Regions from separate parts of the Mus musculus genome. Here region 2 is linked to region 1. The links are chromatin loops, found by intact Hi-C in ENCODE. Cell type or tissue: left cerebral cortex. All regions are shown on one strand.

What was found. A loop is a pair of places that touch in the nucleus more often than their neighbours do. Peaks named below come from ENCODE experiments on the same cell type or tissue, not always from the same donor. Only the 100,000 strongest peaks of a DNase experiment are listed, where the experiment ranks them.
Region 2: a loop joins it to region 1, with 4 times the contacts of the local background. A loop is called at or near these places in 22 of 42 quality-filtered maps.

The regions. Positions count from the first base shown.
Region 1 is chr3:69,235,384-69,243,383 of GRCm38, reverse strand. No RefSeq gene overlaps it. Among named protein-coding and RNA genes, the nearest start is that of Gm40070, 15 kb to the left of the region's middle. In left cerebral cortex, a CTCF peak has its summit at 4,743 (motif pointing left); a DNase peak (open chromatin) is centred at 4,732.
Region 2 is chr3:69,706,406-69,714,405 of GRCm38, reverse strand. No RefSeq gene overlaps it. Among named protein-coding and RNA genes, the nearest start is that of Nmd3, 12 kb to the left of the region's middle. In left cerebral cortex, a CTCF peak has its summit at 1,032 (motif pointing right); a DNase peak (open chromatin) is centred at 4,783.

The DNA.
Region 1 (8,000 bases):
GACAGACACTTGGTTGTGTATATACATGGACTGTTGTGTACTTGCATGGCTACTGATATCACAGCCCAGTCTAGTCTCTTCTGACTAATACCAGACGCTTATACATAGGAGCAGAAACAAATCTGACCCCTGGCCTGGTGGACCTGGTAAATGTGGAGTTAACTGTGTCCTGTTCCTGGCTTAAAGCTTTCAATCCTCTCTCTGCTATTTAGGGGATTAGAATGTATAAACTCTTCTTTTACGTTTTTTTTTCCTAAAGATTTGTGTATGTGTGTGGGTGGGTGGGTGGGTGTCTGTGTGTATCTGCACATGTATGGCAACACTTGGCAGAGGCCAGAGGTGGAAAATGGTCATCAGGATATGCTGAAACTGGGCTTCTGATCCACTCAAGGATGCTGGGAATCACTCTAGCTCTCTGCAACAGCAGCAAGTGTTCTTAACCAATGAGCCATCTCTGCGGCCCCCAAATTTTGACCCTTAAGTTCTAGTTTAGGTCCTTTGCCATATGGCCAAACTCTAAATTTCAGGATCAATGTCCTTCTTTCTATTCCAGCTAAGTGTCCCTATTGGCTATTTACCGTATGTGCTGGCTAGTTTTTATGTCAGCGTGACACAAGCTAGAGCCAGTTTTGAAGTGGGAGATTCAGTTGAGAAAACGTTCCCACGATATTGGCCTGTGGGCAAGCCTGTGGTGCATATTCTTGATGGATGAAATTCTTTCTTGAAAGAAGAATCCAGCTCACTGTGGAAGGTGGCAGCCCTGGGCAGGTAGTCCTAGGTGCTATAAGAAAGCAAACTGAGCAAGCCAGTCGTCAGTGCTATTCCATGGCTCTCCAGGTTCCTACCCTGCCTACGTTCCTCCCCTGACTTCCCTCTGTGATTGACTATCACCTGGGAATATAAGTGAAATGAACTCTTTTCATGTTGTCCTGGGGGTGGTATTATAAGCAATACAAAACCCTACTAAGGCATGTACCAATACACGTGTTATCAAGTCCCTTCCACTACACCCATTCTATACATCTAACCTGGGATGGCTTCTGCACACTCCTTTACATCCGTGTGCTTGTCAAAGCACCTCTCATGCTACTTGCTGCTGACTCTCATTATCCTTACCAAACATTAATTACATGGTCCAGGTATATCCTCCTCCTGGGCTGTATATGAGGAGTTCATGATTAAATGAGATCCAGCTTGCTGGACCTTCGATCAATAAAACACAGCCAAGTTCAAGTAAGGGCTCCTACTGAACCTGCTACAGAGCTCATGGGTTCAAACAACACACGAGCAGTGTCTTGAAGGTCCCCAGGTGTTTGCGGGCTGCGTTTGTTTTGGACACCCTAATGAGAATGTCTACTTGATTTTGCGAGCCACTGGAGACTACCCACACTCTGTGCTTCATGCCCATGTTTCCCTTGTCTGAGTGTTCTCCTTCCATGCTTCCATCTTTTTTGGCTCTTAACTCAGGCATGTGTACCACACATGGGAGGGGTGCTTGTGTCATAACCATGGAGGTCGGAGGACAACGTTTTAGACTTGGTTCTCTCCATCCCATTTTACATGGCTTCCAAGGGTACCAGAAAGGAGCAGCAAAAGGTCTTATCCACTGAGCCATCTCACTTCTCCCAATTAATGTGATTTTAGAGTGAACTGATGGATCCCCTGAGATGAACATGATAATCTCCCTGCTTCAATGTCCTGAATTCAGTCACTTTTCCTATACACTGTATCACTCACAGTTCTAAGAGCTGGAGCGTGGGCTTGGCTGGGGGCAAGCATTGCCTACCACATTCCACTGGTTTACCCCCAACATTGGCCAAATGAAGAGCTCCTCCAAAATCATTGTTCACACCGAGCACTGAAGAGAAAGCAGGGGTACACTGCCAAGACATCAGGCGGTCACCAGAGAGAGGGCCAGCTGTCACAGGTGTGACCTGCAGACGTTGATATCTTAAAGCCAAGGCCACTGAAGCAAAATTTTTTCTTGGATCTCCAGTCCTTCTGTCTCTTGCTCCACTCCCTCCCCACAAGGCAAGCCACAGAACTGGAGTTTCCCCTTCTTGGCATGAGTCATAAAAGTAGAGCCTCTTTCCTAAGGCAAATGATAAAGACTGGACTTGTGCTATCAGCTTTCCCCATGGCTCTGCCTTATAGCTAGCTATAAAGCTGCTCTCTGACCTACCGAGTCTGATAGCAGATTATGAGATACTGGGTACAGGAGGGAGCTTGCTCCACACTTAGAGAAGGAGTATTGCTCAGTGTCCAAGAGGAATCTGAGTAGATAGGACCTGCTGTATTTTCTATGCCATCTAGTAGCAGTAAGCCAGACCCTTTTATTCAGAGATCTCCAGGGTGGTCCCTGCTTCTTCCTGAAAATGGACAGTTCTCCCTGAGCCTTTGGGTCCTCAGTCTGAAGATGCAGCAGTTATCTAAACCTATGGCCAAATAAACGTGCTACGCTCCTCTCTTGTTAAACAGTCCCTTTCTATGGGGTTGTCAGCCATTAATTTTTTATGATGGCAGAAAACTGCTCACCCCCTTTCCTGACTCTACAAAGCCCTACCTAGAGTAGGGTCGAAGTTACTGTGGATCTTGCCCTCTGCTCTGTCTCCTCAAAATCAAAGAGAAGAATCAGAGGTTTTGCTTTCCTCCAGCACCAAGTGCTTTTGAGTCAGGAGGCTTTATCTACCGGAACAGGCTAACTAGGAACCATTTCTCCGTTTTAAACACTATGTGAGCATTTTGTCTATATTAGGAACAGTGACTTCCATCTCCCAGGTTGACATCTGACCCTTTCTTACAAGGTCCTTTTGACTGAGCCATGCCACTGTAGCCACACAACACTGTAGTCACACAAGCAAGTGTGGAAAGAGTTCCAAGTGTGTAAAAGTCGCTTTTATTCTCCTGATGAAATTGTCATCTCCAAGGCTTACTGCCTCTGTCTGCTTACCTAGTCATGGAAGCTTCTAGCCTCTGTACTATCTAATCTAGCTCTAGAAGTTTTCAGTCTTTGAGACTTACTGCCGAATAAGCTTACCCCTTCTAGCTCTTTCTGAACTCTGACTGGCTGGTTTGACTCCGCTGTTCTGGCTTAAACTCCTCTCTGTGCTAATTCAAACTGGCTTCTCTAACCTCCTGACTGAATGGCTCTGTTTGGTTTCAACTCTAGAGATCGGTTCTAATCTTCCTGCTCCTTCTTATTCTCTGGCTTCAACGGTCTTTGCCAGTCTGTACTGAATTCATGAATGAGTAGAAAACTGGCTGCCTCCTTCTACCAACTAATGTTACCTTCCTTCATTCCTTGGGATGAAAGGTCTGTACTAAAGGCACGTTTCTATTCCAACAAGAGGGGATAGAGATGTGTGCTAAGGCTATGTTTGTATTCCAGCCAGAGTGAGTAGCCATGTTGCTAGATTAAATCTCTCTACAGGAGTGGCGACAGGTGTCTGTCTCACATTGGACGTGTAAGTGGTGATTTTCAGTTTGGGGGAAGAAGTGGGCATTGTACCAGTGTCAGAATTCCATAGCTTTTTCAGCTCAGAGTCAGTCTTTGATCATAAGTAGAATTGTGAGGTATTTAAGTTAAATGTGTAGAGAGTCAACTTATAATTGCCAAGTAGTGCCTTTTAATCCTATCACGGTCTCCTTTTTTTTTTTCAGTTTTATTTTTTAAAAGAGAATCTTCTCTTCCTCCCACCCGAAAGGTCTTGTTTCTTTTGCTTCTTCTTACACTTCTAATGAATATTACCGTGGATTTAGTGGATTCTGTTGTTCTTGATATTTTTCATTAATTCAATGGGCTGTAATCCATTACCACTTTATTTATTTATTTACTTACTTAGTTATTTTTGGATGTTCAACACTGTGTCAGACTTGGCTAGTGGAAGGCCCTTTTATTTGCTCCCCAAACCTTTTGACCTCCCTCTCTTGGTTTCTGTTCTATTACATAACAAAGATTTCACCTTATTCTTCCCTTGGCCCAGAGCCGAAGCACCACTTCCCCAGGAGCTCTGGCTCTTCTCAGTGGAGAACAGTACGGAGAAACCACGCTTTGTACTTGAGCTCTGCTTGGTATCATCAGATGCCACTGCCTCTCGGCCTTTTTTTGTATCTGTTTGACAACATGTCCCTTTGTTTGGCTTCGAAGGATTTTGCTCTGGAAATGTATCTTGAAAAGTCTCTCAAGGAGAAGTATTTGGGTTATCCCGATATTTTTGTATTTCATTAAATGAGAAACCTTGTACATCCATTGCCTTAGGTCTGTTTGTGATTCTTTAAGGGAAATTCCTACGGGGAGAGGGTTAGAGCGAAGGAAAGTGCAAATGTAGCTTTGTTGCATTTTGTCAAATCCCCCCCCCCCCCCCAGACGAGGTGGGGAAAATATATGACATCTACTGGACAACAAAGTGAGCCATAGGGAGACCCTCTTTCAAAAAAAGAAAATTCATAAATAAAATAAAAGCAATTGAAGTGGCTGGTGGCAGCTTTGTGGTTCAGATCTCTTCCATGTAATCGTGTGTGTGTGTGTGTGTGTGTGTGTGTGTGAGAGAGAGAGAGAGAGAGAGAGAGAGAGAGAGAGAGAGAGAAAATTACCCAATAGCGTTGTGTGAGAATACAACAAGACAACATATAGAAAAGTCTAGGGCAGAAGTTTTAAGTTCCAAAGCCGTAAAGCACGTTGGCTATTTTAGCTTTTGTGATTCTTACTATTAAAACTTGGTCACAGCGCCCCCGTGTGCCCATACATTGTACTGTTTCTCACACAGGGATTGTTAATGAAGTGCATGTTAATGCATTAAATGAATAATTTAGGGATGCCGTTTATACTCACATTTTATATAGAATGTGAGGATTAAACAGCTTTTTAAGAAAATATGTCTTGTCTCTGACTATAAAAGTGATTTTAAAAAAAAAATCAGAACACAGAAACACAGAAAACAAAGGGTCCTGAGTTCAAGGTCATCCTAGGCCACAAAACAAGAACGGGAATGGCTGGGGAAGGACAGTGGGTGGAGGAAGGGCTCCTTCAGTGAAGCCCTTGCTGAGGACCTGAGTTAGATCCCCAGAGCCCAGCTAGGAAAGCAGAGCCGAGCGGTGGTGCACACCTCTCCTGTGATCTGAGCCGACAGGACCTCTGGGGCTCACTGTGATCTGAGACGACAGGACCTCTGGGGCTCACTGTGATCTGAGCCGACAGGACCTCTGGGGCTCACTGGCCAGCCAGGCTAACTGAACTGGGGAGCTCTCTCCATTCGCTGACAGTCACCCTGAAAGGGAAGAAGAAACGGGGATGGCTCAGTGGTCAGGAATACTTGTTGCACAATTATGAAAACCAATGTTTCAAACCCAGGAACTATGTCGAGAGTTCAGCACCCTGCAAAACATCTATAACTCCATCTATAACTCTGTGGGATTTGATGCCCTTTTCTGGTCAAACGTTCATACATGTTGTGCATGCACAAGTGAAATGGGGCCAAGCCGCCAAGCCTGAAAACCCAAGTTCAATCCCAAGGGCACATATAGTGGAAGGAGAGAAGCAATAACTTTAAGTTGTCCTCTGACCGTGTGCGCACGCGTGCACGCACACACACACACACACACACACACACACCATTCATAGCATGTTCACTCATCCCCATAACCCTCAAAACACTAAATAAATGTAATTCTAAAAACAAATAAATGAGATATGTATTTCAAATATAAACAAGGAGGAGAACAATTAAGACACACTAGTCTCCACAGGCCGGTGCACACACACATAATAATAGTGTTTTGGGAGGGCACAGTGACAGAACAGGCTAGAGGCCAGGTCACCCTAGGCTATATAACTAGACCTTGTTACAAGAAGGCCTGGAGAGAGGGGAGGGGGAGGGGAGATGAAAGAAGGGACAGACAAAGGAAGCGAGGACGGCCTCTCACTTTCTGTGCTCACTGTACAAAGTTTAGGAAATTGTAGTTACCCACAATGCAACTGTCCAAATGTTTCCATGTTGTTTATTTTCTGCGTAATAGAATGGGTTTTCATCTTACAAATCGAAATGAGTGTGCCTATAGAGATTACATTTTAGGATGCATGTAAACTGCATCTTTTGCTTTTAAGTGACTAGAAATGAAATGACAAGATTAAGAGGTATTTCCTGTGGTGAAGAAGAGGTGGTGTCCTGTCACCACCGTCGCTCATGTTCTTTATTAATAGACAGCTAAAGTGCACGGAACGCCAGTGGGGGAGTAGCTCGAAGTGAAAGAAACCCAACCTGGTTTAGGAACACCAGAGCATTTATGTAAGTAACATGTGTCTATGAAAATAAGCTTGGCTAGAACAATTAGCATTTTCTTTAATGCAAGTGAACAATTTAAGAGCATCTCATGTGTGTGTGTGTGTGTGACTTTGAGGGTAAGAACATATGGAATATACAGGTCCACAATTAAATGTACTCAATTACTTTAAATGTATTTTCTGTATACATGTGTGTGATGGTATATGTGTACACCACTCGCATGCAGGAACCTATGGATGTCAGAAGAGGGAATCAGATGCCGTGAAGTTGGAGGTTGACAGCTATGAGCAGCCACGAGGCTGCTGGGAATCAGAACCCGGTCCTGTTCAGGAGCAATAAGTGCTCTTAGCCTCGGAGGCATTCCTGCTGCCCTGTAATCGTCTACCCTGGTAATGCAAAGGAAGGTAAGAGCAAAGGGAGGGGTTGGGCTATAGGCGAGAGAAGTGCACCAAACTTCTCTGAGAGGTCTCCGAGAGGTCGCCTTCATATACTTTGGAGTCCTTGTTGTGTGATCTTTGGTTCCATGTGCATGTGCGCATACGTACAAACCTGTGTGCAAGTGTGTGTGTGACAGTAAGTCTTTGATTCCGTTTCTCTACATGGCTCTCAACCAGTGCTGGGTGTTCAGTAAAAAATGAACAGATAGTATGTTTGTAATGTCTGGCTTCTAGGTACATTCCTCAACAAAAGAGACGAAGCAAGGCTCTTCAGAGAGATGATTAACTTAATCTCGGAGGTAGCCAGACAGGGCAAGATCAAGGTTAACTGGGAGGGAGCCTCAGTGTTTCTTAAGCAGGGAAGTACTCGGAGGACCCATTGGTTGGACATAGTAACTAGCTTAAAGGATCCCCCCCCCCCACACACACACACACACTGGGAAAATTCAGGACGGTTTGAGTATCTAGGAATAATGTCAGAGAGCACACTGGGCATGGTCTACAATAGGATTCAATCTGTCACACGTTTTCTCAGAAAGAGGCTAAAATGAGCCTTGTGCAGCAGCTGAGAGGCCTCCAGGTAGCCTTCCCAGAGCCTTTTGTGAGCCAGCCTGAAAGAACATCTGCAGAGCGAAGTTGTGGGCCTGCCGCTCTTCTCTGGGCCAAAGGAAAAGGAGTCAGAAGGCATTTCTGCCTGGCACAGGGATCTGCAACCCTTTGCTGCCAAATGAAAAATAAAAGTCCAGTCATTTTCTCTCTATGTGAATTTGGAAGGGTGTATCTGGGTCCTGGGCAATGGGTTGACCTCTGTGTGTTTATAGACTATGGGTTTTAATTTTACAAATCAAAATCAGTATGTCTACAGAGATTAAATTTTAGAATGAATTTAAACCGCATCTTTTGCTTTTAAATCGCCAGGAATGAAACTCCGTGTCTAGGAAGTTTTTCTTTATAAAAAAAAGTTTTTATTGCCTGTAGTAAATACAGATGGTTTCCTGTGGCCACAATCTCACTCTCGAGTTCTTTATTAAGGGACAACTAAAGCACAAGGGACTCTAGTGGAAAAATACCTTGAAATGAAAAAAAAAAAAAAAAGAAGAAAGAAACAACCCAGGTTTATTATTAAGAAATGCTGAATCATTTTGTATACATTAAGAGAGGGGTGTGTGTGTGTGTGTGTGTGTGTGTGTGTAAGAGAGAGAGAGAGAGAGAAAGTTCGTTGCATCAGGACACTTAACATTTTCTCTAATGCAAGTAAATGCTTATTTTAAAGTTACTTCTT
Region 2 (8,000 bases), 470 kb before region 1:
AATTTGTTCTGTGTTGGGGTCCAGCCTTGACACAGGATCTGGGTTCTCAGCTGGAAGCAGGGATATCTGGAAGGTGCATAATAAACACACAGAGACAACTTTTTCGGGTATACACTGACAGGCAAGTTTCAAGGCTTGAAATTGCTCTCTCTCTCTCTCTCTCTCTCTCTCTCACACACACACACACACACACACACACACACACACAGCTTGAGGGGCCACACACACGTTGCACTCTCCTCTCCTCCACTGTCTGATTTTCTCCTGTGTGTTTTTCTTTTCTCACACTCCCATACTCCTACACATTTCAGTGTGCTCTCCTTTTTTTAAAAGAATATTTTTGAAGATTTATTTATTTTACTTTATGTTTATGAGTACACTGTAGCTGTACATGTGGTTGCTGGGAATTGAATTTTTAGGACCCCTACTCACTCCAGTCACTCTCTCGGTCTGCCCAGACCGCTCTGGTCAACTCCACTCAACTCCAGTCCCTGACTACTCCAGCCCAAAGATTTATTTATTATTATTAATAGGTACACTGTAGCTGACTTCAGACAGCACCAGAAGAAGGAGTCAGATCTCATTATGGGGAGTTGTGAGCCACCATGTGGTTGCTGGGATTTGAACTCAGGACCTTCAGAAGAGCAGTCAGTGCTCTTACCCACTGAGCCATCTCCCCAGCCCCAGCGCTCTCCTTTCACTCACACACCACACACACACCTCACATGCATTCTCCTTACACACACACACCTTCACAAACTCTTCTCTCTCTCTCTCTCTTTCTCTCTCTCTCCTCACCTTTAACTTGCCCCAATCTTTTATTGTTACTCCAAAAACCAGGTAGGAAAAAAAGACATTGTATAATCATTACCAAACCAAATTCAAAAGAATGATCACATCTCATAAAGAATTAAGAAGTAAAAATTACAATTGTTCGCCAAAGTTTCAATCTCCCCCTATTCTCAAGCCTGTGGCCAAAATGATAACTGCAAGATTTTCATTATTTAAATTTTAACTTAAAAAAAAAAAGGTTTAAAGTACACTGTTGCTGCCTTCAGACACACCAGAAGAGGGCACCAGAACCCATCAGAGATGGTTGTGAGCCACTATGTAGTTGCTGGGAATTGAACTCAAGACCTCTAGAAGAGCAGTCAGTGCTCTTAACCTCTGAGCCATCTCTCTAGACCTAAACTTTAACGTTTGACTTACTATATTTCAGAACTCAGAGCTTCAAGGTCAGCTACTTGCATTTTCTTTTGAAGCTCTAAAGATAAATGACATGGGCAAAGGTGCCAGGGGGTGGCCAGAAAGAGTCAAGTTAACCCTTAACTCGTCTGTTCTCCTAGCTTCTGCTTCTGCACATTGCAGCACACAATGACTCTCCTAAGAGTCCCAGTGTTTTGACTTAGTTTTACTAGTATATGATTTTATGTATTCTGTATTTTCATATTCACACATATCCAAAGGAAACCAGGAACCACTCTCAAATGTTGTACAAAACTCATTTCAAAACTACAATAGCTTTTTCCTTTCTCGGTGTCCCAATATTGGCTCTGCTTAATTTTCTTAATTTATTTCTAAACATAATTTCTCCAAGCTTTCTTAGCAAGTCAAACATTAATATGAAACTACCATTGTGCAATTACTACATTGTTTCTAAGATGAGAGCATACAACATGCACCTGGACCATTAGGACTATGCTGTGCTGTGCCCCTGTGCCTCCATTTTTTATTGTTTAAAAATCATTACATCAAGGAACATCTAGTTTCATAGAATTTTCACCACAGCAGAAGGAGAAGGGAGTAGGAAAGTCAGATATAATAGAATAATTATGCACACCAATGCAAACTGAAAAACAGTCACGCACAAATGAAATCTATATAGCTGTTGTGCAGGGCTAGAGTTAGGAGAACTGAGAACTTTTTTACAAACAGCTGCCCACAGGCTTCTGAGATGTCTCTGCCCAGGCCTGCTGTGGTCAGTTCCTTATTTCTGATGGTGGGTCCCCTGGAGGGATGTGTCTCCCGCTTCTCAGGATTCCAGATGCCATCCATGTCATGGTATGCTGTCGCTGGGGACATTTCTAAGCTTCTGACTCCTTATTTTCTGACTTCAGCTGCCTCTGCTGTCCTGCACCGAACTGCACGGAGCTCAGGAACAAATGCAACTCCACTGCAGTCACTGCACTGACTTCCAACTGACTCCGCCCCTAACTCACTCTCTCTCATCCTGCACTGCTCTTAAATAGCGTCTTGAGAGACTTGGGTGTGTCTTCTCTCTGACTCATTCTGTGAAATCTTTCTCTAATTCATCACTTTGCCCCTCCATTAGACATCTTTGTTTGGGATTAACGGTATTGAAGGTGTGTCTGCATTCCAGCCAGATCACATAGACCTAGAAGGTCTTTAGATATGATCCCTTGCCAGAGCAGTCAAGTTGGCTAGATTAAAATTCCTCCACACTGAGTCTATTACTTGATCTGTGGATAGTGAGCACTACAATAAACATGAGAATGCAGGTATCAGAAAGGAATGCCAACTTCCATTCCTGTAGGTCCATATGGTGAGTGATAGAGCCGTGTGATAGATCTTCTATGTTTAAAGGAACATCCAAGTGACCTCCACAGCAGCCACACTTGTTCCCAGCAGTGTTCGTTCGGGGTTTCCCTTTTGCTCCTATTCATGCCAGCACTTGTATTTTGTTTTGGATTTGATAAAAGACATTACAATTAGATTATATTTTGTTTTTGAAGAATACAAATATTCTATTGCTAAAAGCATAATTTTGAAATCTTCATCTTAAAAATAACTTGGTCATAATTTTAAATGCATTTTTCTAATGAATATACCTGTCACCCAGGAGAGTGTATAATCTGAGTTTATAACAACCTGGTTGTATCCTGCTTATTTCTCTAGACTCAAGATAGTAGAGTAAATCCAGATGAATACCAGCTCCAAGGGTGTGGTAATTAGGAATAGGCAGATAAGCTAATGCATAGCTAAATCTCTTGGACAGCATGATGCTGCACAGGTGAAATGTGGACGAGGGCTATACAGTGCAGGGAATAAGAGCTCCACCTCGCGGATCTGCGCATCTAAAAGCCGGGTGCAACCCCTTGTCAGTGAGCAAAGGCATCTCTTTCAAGGGTAGTCATATGACCCATACTTCGAGTGTCTCTAGGTTGTTGTGGACGTGTGCTGGTCTGGAAGTGTATAAAGGAGAAAGAGGAAAGGCCCCTTTGTCCTCCTTCAAGCATTTCCTCCTCCCGGCTGCATGTTACCCCCAGCACTGTGGAATAAGTATTTTCCTGCCAGCTTGTCACTGGCACTATGTTGGGAAAGTTAAAAGATTTTAAACTGAAGTTTGGAGTGGACCATATGCCTATGAGAAAGGCACTTAAGAAGTGGAGGTAAGGGTTGGTGAGATGGCTCAGCAGGTAAGAGCACTGACTGTTCTTCCAAAGGTCCTGAGTTCAAATTCTAGCAACCACATGGTAGCTCACAGCCACCCGTAATGAGACCTGATGCCTGGTGCATCTGAAGACAGCTACACCATGTACTTATGTATAAATAAATTTTTAAAAAAAGAAGTAGAGGTAAGAGAATCAGAAAGTCGGGGAGGGGGCATCCTTGGCTACATAATAGGGCTGAGGTCAACCTGGTCTACATGGAATTCTGTCTCAAAAAAAAAAAAAAAAGTGGGAAAAAGACCTTAAATTAGATGTGTTCTATGGAGTAGTTTTTTTCCCACTCAACCCTGATTTTCCCTCGAACTATATAGCATTTATCAAATATAATAACAAAAAAAAGCCCTTTCAAAAAGACATTGCTTTGATAAATAGGAGAGGTGGGGAAAGGAAATATAACTGGAATGGGCTCCACTTGTATTTTTCCCCCAACTTTAGTAATTTAACACAGTTTTCAAACTGGTACACAACACGCCAAATCTAATCCATGGGTTTGTTTTTTTTTTGTTGTTGTTTTGTTTTGCTTTGTGTTGTGTTTTGGTTTTTTGGTTGGGCCTAACATAGTTTTAAAAAAAAAAAAAAACTTGAATTAGTTACTGCATCATCTGATGTTCTTATTTCTAAGCAGTAGAAATGGACTCCAGCTTATTTAGCAGAAAAAGAAATTGTGAATACAATTTCAGTAGATCCCAGAATGCAAAGGAGTGGGAATGGCAGACCAGACTTTAGAGTCCTGCAATCAGAAACACAACCCAAAATCATGCAGCTAAGCAGCTCAGAGGCCCTGCACACACAGGTACCATGCTTGTGTAATACATGGGCAATGGGGCTCACTATAGGAAATTACCAGTGTGTAACCCTACTCACTGCCCATGCCACTCAGGTACAGAGCCATCCGAGGATTCTTTGCAGTTCCTGCTTCTTTGCATAATGTTTCCCAATAGTTCAGGGGAGACAAATCTAATCTACAGAGGGGAGATGTGATACTGTCAGCAGAGGGGAGATGGTGATGTCAGTAGTGAGGAGAGGATGATGATGTCAGCAGAAAGGAGATGATGATGTCAGCAGAGGGAGATGTGATACTGTCAGCAGAAAGGAGATGATGATGTCAGCAGAGGGGAGATGTGATACTGTCAGCAGAGGGGAGATGGTGATGTCAGTAGTGAGGAGAGAATGATGATGTCAGCAGAAAGGAGATGATGATGTCAGCAGAGGGGAGAGGATGATGACATCGGCAGAGGGGAGAGGATCTGAGCAGAGGAAGGTGGTTGACCAGAAGAGGGGGAGTTGAGCCACCACCTCCTCCTAGCCTGTTCTTTTCTTGTTAATTTTTAAATAACTTCCTGCTACTCTGGCACTTCTTTCCCTTTCAAGCTCAGAGTCCCTAAGCAGGCATAGTAATTGGCACATTCAGGGCCAAAATTAACACAGTCAGAAGCGCTAAGTTAAGAAGTCTAATAGCCGGCTGTTCTTGGTAAATATTATTAGGCTGCTCTTTAGAGCCCAGTAATGTATCTAATAAATATTTATGAATGTAAAATTGAGAACCGTAAATGGCCGTGACTACACTCATCAAATATTTCTTTAAAATTCGAAATTAGCTCCTGAATAGAGTCTGCAAGTGCCTTGAGAAAACCAATTAGAACCCTAATCCCTTCTGTGGAACGATTTTGCTTCCCTCCTTCATTATGAGGCCTGTGTGTTTGCTGCTCCATCAGCTGCACTGCCAACTGTGACCCCTCTCCAATAACCTATAATCCATACACCAGCAAGCCATCAGACGGCTCAGGGAAAATGTGCTTCATTCAACCAATTCTCAGATAAACTCATTAACGTCCTCAGCTTCCGAGAGGCTAAGCAGCAGCCGGGAGTTTGAGGTTTATTTGTCGGTGGCTTGGCATATACTCAAAGCTTTAATTTCACACACAGAGGAAAGCTTTTAGCTGCAAGACTTTTTTGCACCTATTCATGGCATAACAGACTTGACTTATTCTAGAATCTTAGCAATTCATTTGTCACTGAGATTCAGTTGCCTGCTTCCTTTAAAATAAGACCCAGTCCTGGGTGGGAGGATTGCAGATCATAAATAATTTTTGCACATACTATATTCTAAAAGATTAAACCCACCAACTTCATACTCTGTTGATGTCTCTCGAACGTTAAGATGCTTTCGGCACTGAGAACACAAATCTGTTTTCGCTGTGAAGTCCTGTTCACTTAAAGCTTTGTCTTCCTCATCGATAAAATGGGATTAAACAGCACAGATGTTTGTAACATTGGTAATGGCAGGTAAGAAAATATTTGTAGCTGCAACGGCTAAGATAATGTTTGTAAACTTGCCTGGAACAGTGCTTAACACAGGTCACTCACTATTCAATAAGTAAGTCATCTTTTGAAATATAGTATAGAGACAGGGTGACTGGCTACTATACAATTAGATAATCAATGACTAGGGAAGATATTTTTCATTCTTTCTACAAGCACTTTTTTTTTCTTTAGTATATAGGGATTCAGGTTGAATAGTGTGCTGTAATACTGAGTTGCACCTGCCTCATAACAACTCTGGGTGACCTTGATCTGTTCCCCCACCCCACCCCCATATAGTGTTCCCATCACACTAAAACCGTGAAAACCCCTCACAGCGGTACAGAGCCCTATAAACAGACTGTTACCATCAGCAGCATTGGTAATTTACCTTCATCCTCGGTCTGAGCTTAAGATCAACCAAGTGAAGCAGCCTAGATGAAATCAAATCATTGTACGATCGCATTCTCCTTCTGACTCAGAGTGCAGTAAGCCAGCTCTGTTGCAACTGAGAAGACCCCTCTCGCCCAGGAAGTTGCACTGTAACGTACTGGACCCATCTGTTTTCTCCTCTCCATTTCTTTCTTTTCTTTCTTCTTTTTCTTTAATCTTTCACTGTACTCTCATATGGGGAGTGGATTATCCCCAATCGATAAGTCTGGATCTGTGAATTAAATTTACAGCCCTTCCAGGTGTGACCTCCAGAGCCATTGGTGACAGACTCTTGCTCTAGCTCCCCAGCCTCTGCCTCTTACATTCTTTCCACCTGTCTTCGCAATGTTTGCTCTACTGGCTAGTTTTGTGTCAACTTGACACAGCTGGAGTTATCACAGAGGAAGGAGCTTCAGTTGGGGAAATGCCTCCATAAGATCCAGATGTGAGGCATTTTCTCAATTAGTGATCAAGGGGGAAAGGCCCCTTGTGGGTGGTGCCATCTCTGGGCTAGTAGTCTTGGGTTCTATAAGAGAGCAGGCTGAGCAAGCCAGGGGAAGCAAGCCAGTAAAGAACATCCCTCCATGGCCCCTGCATCAGCTTGTGCTCCCTGACCTGCTTGAGTTCCAGTCCTGACTTCTTTCAGTGGTGAACAGCAATATGGAAATGTAAGCTGAATAAACCCTTTCCTCCTCAACTGCTTCTTGATCATGATGTTTTGTCCAAGAATAAAAACCCTAAGACAAATTGGTACCAGCATAGTGGGGTATTCCTGTGACAACCTGACCATGTTTTGAGGAGAACTGTGGAAGGACTTTGGAAATTTGGACTAGAAGATCCATTCGGTGTTAAGAGCTTTGTGGGATGCTGTGTAGAAGCTAGGAAGATAAGGTTGAGAACAGTCAAGAAGATGGAGGCCTGGCTTGTGAAATTTCAAAGGGAATATTAAAGACTTGGGGTCATTGCTATTTTGATTGTGAAGATTCTGTGGTTCTGGGTAGCTGGGGCTGAAGAATCAGCTGTGATTAACAAGATACCAGAACTACTAAAGCAAAACCTTTGCGTTACTGGGACTATTGATGCTGGTTAGCTGGAGCTAAGAAATTAGCGGTGATTAAGAAGAGACCAGCATCGCTGAGGTGACATCTTCTGGGAAGTGTTTTCTGAAAGCACAAAGAGGCTGTGTTCCAGAGATAGCCAAAATTGTACTCCTGCTGCAGCAGGACTTGGTAATGTGCAAGAGTCACCAGGTGGTATTGGTTTTGAAGTCATGAAGGGGTCATGCAGAGCAGCTGAGGTTCGGGACTGTGAGAGGCCATGGAAGGCCATTGGTGAAGGTGCAGCTTCAGTTGCAATTGATGGCCCAGGATTGAAGGGGTCATGCAGTGTTTTGGAGATGCCAGGACCACGAGATGACCACCAACAACAGCAATAGCAGTGGAGTACAGCAGCTGGAGCCTAGAAGACAACGTGTGTACTACAAAGGGCATGGCTGGAGAAGTGACCCAAGCCCTTGGAGGAGCCCAGAAGATCATGAATTGGATCCCATACATTGGACATTTGGAGTTTAATTTTTTTTTGGTTGTGACTGTGCCCTGATATTTTCCCTCTTGAAGGAAGATGATATTTTAGTGGATCCCACAGTTAAGAGAGTTCTAATTGTAAAAAGACTTTGGATTTTTAAAAGATATTGGATATGTTAAAAGGATTGAACTTTTAATATGTAAAGACTGTGGGACTTTTAAAGTTGTTTAGATCTTGGGGATGAATAAGAAACTAAGAGTTGAGGCTTACTAG